Linked DNA regions of Homo sapiens: region 2 is linked to region 1. The links are chromatin loops, found by intact Hi-C in ENCODE. Cell type or tissue: ovary. All regions are shown on one strand. Region 1 overlaps PAPPA (pappalysin 1). Region 2 overlaps ASTN2 (astrotactin 2).

Region 1 (2,500 bases):
CATGCAAACTCCTGTGCTGGCTCCAGAGCCCTCCCAGCCTTAATTCTGCCTAATTCTCCAGTTTCTTGCTCTCCAGAGCACCACCACCAACCTTGAACTTCAGTTTAAATTGCCTGCATTTGTGAAGGCATCGTATGTTGTGCTTTCATGCTCACTGCTCCTTCTGTCTGCTATTGTTTCCTACCCACCCTTGTCTACCTTGCAAATACCTTATCTGGCACAACCCATCCTGCTCTCCTGCCATCTCAATTCTGCATGGGGCACTACCTGAATGTCTCTGACAGGACATTACCTATTTGTTTATCATCTGTTTTGCAACCAGACAATGAGCTCCTCAAGGCCCAGGCTGGTGCCCTATTCAACCTTGTATCCTCAGGGTTTTCCACAATGCCTAAAAGGTCCAGGCCACTCAGTGCATTCATTCATCACTTAATAGATATTTTTGCTCATTCAAGAATTGTTTGTTTACGAAAAGATGGGGTGAATTGGTGGAGAGTGATAGAATGTATTTCTTTAAGAAATAAGAAAATAAATGAACACACAGATGAGGAAATAAATGCACAAGTGAGTAAATGAAGAAAAGAATGAATGAGGGAATAAATTATGAATGAATGTATGAGAAAATGAATAAACTCCTTAAAAGAACTGATGTAGGCTGAGGCTCCCCTATGTGAGAAAACAGCTGCAGATAGACAAGATTCAGAAGAGAAAGGGGCCCCTTTCCAGGCCTCTCCTTTGCCGGCAAAAGGAGGGTACAATTGCAATGGAAACCTCTCTGGCCTTGGGAGAAGGGTGGCCCATCCTGAGCATGCAGCTGCAAGGCGGCTTGCAGAGTTCACTCCCAGAGGTTCTGTAGGGGCTCGTGGCAAACTTACGCAGCTTCATGTGGCTTCAAAGAGCCCAGACTCTCCTTCTCAGAGCCCCAGGCTCTAGGCCCCATGATTCTCCTGGGCCCTCTGGGGAGTAGGAAATTGACCCCAATTTCCTGGAGCCTTGGCCTGGGCCTGTGATGCATTTGGATTCCAACCCCTAAAGGGCTGCAGACCTCAGCACTACTTGGGCCAGGGCTGGCTGGAGAGCTTGGTTTGTAACAGAGAATGTATTAGAAGTAGCCGGAGTCTGCTCATGGAGTTTCACACTGGGGAGGCCCCACCATGAATGAAAGGTGGGAGCATAAAGCACTGGTTTTGTTATCATTGGTTTATCTCTCTCCTGCCCAGTTCATCTGGCACTTTGTGTTGCAAAATTTGCTTTTAAAAATATATAGCATCCTTTTGCTAAGACACTTTAGCCTTCAGAACAAGGCATACTGGTAGGTTGGCACTTCAGGGCTTCTACAATGGAATCCAGATGACATTTCTAGCTCCATCTCTTGCTATGTATGTATCCTTCCTGCTAGACAAATGAATCACTTTGTTTCTCCTGCAAACTTTTCTTGCTTTCCCACCTCCACATCTTTGCCCTTGCTGTGCCCTCTGCATGCAGACTTTCTGGAGCCTCTTTGGATTTTTAAATCCTTCTTTAAGACTAGATGCTAGTGCATTCAGAAATTGCCTACCACCTGGTGCAGAAATTCATAGTCAATTATTGCTGACTGAGTCTGGTTTGACCAGAGAAGATCTGGCATCACTGAAGCTCCAACCTGGGAAGACCAGAGGGTACTTTTTCTAGGTGTTGTCAGGGAACTGACTGGGTATGTTTGACTCCAGTTGTACAATTCTTCATGCTAAGGTGAAATCTCTTATAAGAGGGCTGAAAATCTCTCAGCAAAACAGTTTGCCTCTCTGTGCCTGTGCATCTGTTTTTACAAGCGCATATTGAGCTCTAACTCCCCTGCTGCTTTAGCTACACAGATCCACGGAGAGCTGAAGGCATATAATAATATTATCAAACACCTATAACATGCCCAGTGCTTTAAAAATCACTTGAACAATACAGTAGAGTAGAAATTATATTATTTTTGCAGACTTGGAAACTGACTCTGTTAGAAAGTGAAAAAGTGAGTTTTCAAATGATGCTAGTGTCATGGTTAAGAGCCTGGGTGTAAGTCAAACTGCCTGAATTCAAATGCAAGCTTGGCAACTTCCCAGCTGGGTAGATTTGGGGATGCTCTTTAACTTCTCTATGCCTCAAGTTCCCTGACTGCTAAATGGGCATGGAGTCTACTACCTGAGAGAGTGATCATGAGGATCATGTGAGTCCAATTATATAAAGCATTTAAAGCCTAACACATACTGAGCTCTGTAATCGTCAGATGAGGTTCTTACTCACTTTGCTGTACTGTCTCTAAGAGAAGTTTAGAATCAACCCAACCAACAGTACATTTTGGAACTGACAGCAGCCAGAAAGGGGAGGCAATGTGCCCAAGTCACAAAGGTTGCCAATGTCAGAACCATGTCTCTTGACTGTAAGCTGTTGTACCCCAGTGGGATGAAGGGAAAGAAGAGAAGAGGAAGGAAGAGGGAGAAGCAGTAGACTTCTTCTCCTTAGAAGACATGAA
Region 2 (2,500 bases), 120 kb before region 1:
GGGTTTATCCAGGACACACCAGGGAAAGAATCCAGGAGAGGCTTGATAGGGTTCTTGTGCTGCTCTGTTCTGGCTTTTTCTTCCCATTGTGAACTTTTCTTTCCTTATTTCATTTTATTCCTCCTTTCCTCCCTCCATTCTTCATTTTCTTCCCTGGCTCTCTTCCTTCCTTCCTTCCTTCCTTCCTTCCCTCCCTCCCTCCCTCCCTCCCCCCTTACTCCCCCACTACCCCTCCCTTTCCTTCTTTCCTTCCTTCCTTTCTCCCTCCCCTTCCCTCCTCCTTCCCTTCCTTCCTGTATCCCTCCCTCCCTTCCTTTCTCCCTCCCTACCCCCTCCCTCTCTTTCTTCCTGTTTCCCTGCTTCCTCTCCCATATTTGTAACATCTCTCCTTTGCTTTCTCCTTTTGTTCTTTTTTTAACTGTTTCTGCCTGGCCTTTTATTTCCCCCTCTGCCCTCTGTTTCTTCTCTTTTCTTTCTTGTTCTCTCTTTCTTGGTCATGGACACTACTTCCCTCTCCGTGTCACCCTGGCTTCCTGTCCATCTCTCTCTGTCTTTTTCTTTTCTTTCATTTTTTTTTTTTTTCTTTTTTGATTAGGGATCTCACTGTGTTGCCCAGGCTGGTCTTGAACTTCTGAGCTCAAGCCATCCACCTGCCTTGGTCTCCCAAAGTACTGGGATTACAGGCGTGAGCCACCGTGCCTGGCCTGTCTCTGTCTTTTTGTGTCTGTATGTACCTCTCTTCTACTTGCTCTCTCTGTGTCTCTACCCCTGTCTCTTTCTCCTTTTCTTATCACTTCTCAGTCCCTCTCTTGCTCAGCCCTAGGGTCGCTCTTCTTTTATCCTCCTGTGCATTTTTCTCTCCACTTTCCTCCTCCGACACCCAAACAGCCCACACCAGCCTAAGTACAAGGATTTCTGCCTATTATCTGATTCTGGGCTGAATGGCAATTTAGGTGTGGCCAAGGGTCTCGGAGCTCAGTAGGGACGGGGGTGACTGATGTCCCCAAACTCGAGTGGAATGTGAACTTCCCTTGGCTGTGGTGTCCAGTCCTAATTGGTTAGGGGATGGGGGCAAGTACGGCAGCCTGGCGACTCAATTCCATCTAACATCAGGTCGTACTGACCTCTCCAAAGTGCACAGTTGGGGCCTGGGAGAGGGGAATAGCTGTCCTCAAGCCAGAAGCAAATACAGCCGTGCATCCCAAGCCAAGAGAGACTCGTAGAGGAAAAATAACGCTGTTTTTCAGCCGACAGACAGTGAGGCTCCTAAAACCTGCTGGGGACTCTCAAGCAGGCTGTTTCTTTCCTCACACTGCGTCAAGATTCCATCCAGGAATGGGACACCAGCCAGGGTTCCAGAGGGACAGGGCACAGACTGCTCATGTGACCTTGTGGAGTGGGGAGGGGGTGGGAGCTGAGGCTGCGCTGGAGGGCTAAGCCTTGAATACTGAGCAGAGGAGCTGGGCTTTCTCCTGCAGGCGGAGGGGAGCTGGGCTTTCTCCTGCAGGCAGAGGGGAGCCAGGAAGGGCACTGGAGGAGGGACAGGATGTATCTTAACCTGTGTTTTGTGGTGACAACCCTGACCATGGTTTGGAGAACAGGCTGAGTTGAGTTGAGAGCCAGGAGGGCCATTTGATATTGATAAAAGGGGGAAGGATGGAGTCCACACACATTTGGGGACCAGCGAGTGTTGCTCTGATTAGCGAATGTGCTGGGCCAAAATGGAACAGCACAGTCTCAGGAAACATCTGGAAACAGATTTTTCATAACTTACTGCAGTGCACAGTGTTCAAGAAAAGCGCATATTTGTTGACTGTCTAGGAGGTGCCTCACAGTAAGGTAGGCACTTGTGCTGCAGAACTAACCAAACCAAAGTATTTGCCCTCATGGAGCTCATATTCATGGTGATGAATACAGAGAAAGGACCAGGCTGTTACCTGACACTGCATATCATGCTCCAGGGACCGTGGGGACACCAAGGAAGAGCCACTAGCCCAGCCAGGGGAACCCTCCGCTGCAAGTCTTCTGAGGAAGTGAGAGGATGGATTGCAGTGGGTTGAACAGTGTCCTTGAAAAATTCACATCTACCTGAAACCTTGGGATGGGGCTTTATTTGGAAATCATCTTTGCAGATGTATTTACTTAAGGATCAAGATGAGGTAATACTGGATTAAGTTAATTCCTTAATTCAGTGACTGATGCCGCTCTGAGAAGACAGAGCAAAGAAGGCATGTGAAGACAGAGGCTGAGATTAGAGTGATGCCGCCTCAAGCCAAGGAACACCTCGGGCCATCCGAAGCTGAGAGTGGCAAGGAAGGATTCTTTCCAAGAGCCTTCAGAGGAAGCATGGCCCTGCGGATGCCATGATTTCACACGTCTAGCCTCTAGAACTCTGAGAGAGTACACTTCTGTTGTTTTAAGCCACCAAATTTGTGGTGCCCTTTTAATGGTAGCCCTAAGAAACTAATATGAGGGAAAAGAGGATTTGGGACAGAGGACA

What was found. Hi-C counts contacts between places; a loop is a spot of excess contacts. Peaks named below come from ENCODE experiments on the same cell type or tissue, not always from the same donor. Only the 100,000 strongest peaks of a DNase experiment are listed, where the experiment ranks them.
Region 2: a loop joins it to region 1, with 7 times the contacts of the local background. A loop is called at or near these places in 2 of 110 quality-filtered maps.

Annotation. Positions count from the first base shown.
Region 1 is chr9:116,358,678-116,361,177 of GRCh38, reverse strand. The region is part of intron 17 of PAPPA (pappalysin 1); the gene reads right to left. The region is part of intron 1 of PAPPA-AS2 (PAPPA antisense RNA 2); the gene reads left to right. Among named protein-coding and RNA genes, the nearest start is that of PAPPA-AS2, 3.7 kb to the left of the region's middle. In ovary, no CTCF peak of the experiment used is centred here; a DNase peak (open chromatin) is centred at 1,025.
Region 2 is chr9:116,475,944-116,478,443 of GRCh38, reverse strand. The region is part of intron 20 of ASTN2 (astrotactin 2); the gene reads left to right. Among named protein-coding and RNA genes, the nearest start is that of ASTN2-AS1, 27 kb to the left of the region's middle. In ovary, no CTCF peak of the experiment used is centred here; DNase peaks (open chromatin) are centred at 1,112 and 1,313; H3K27ac peaks cover 1,704 bases.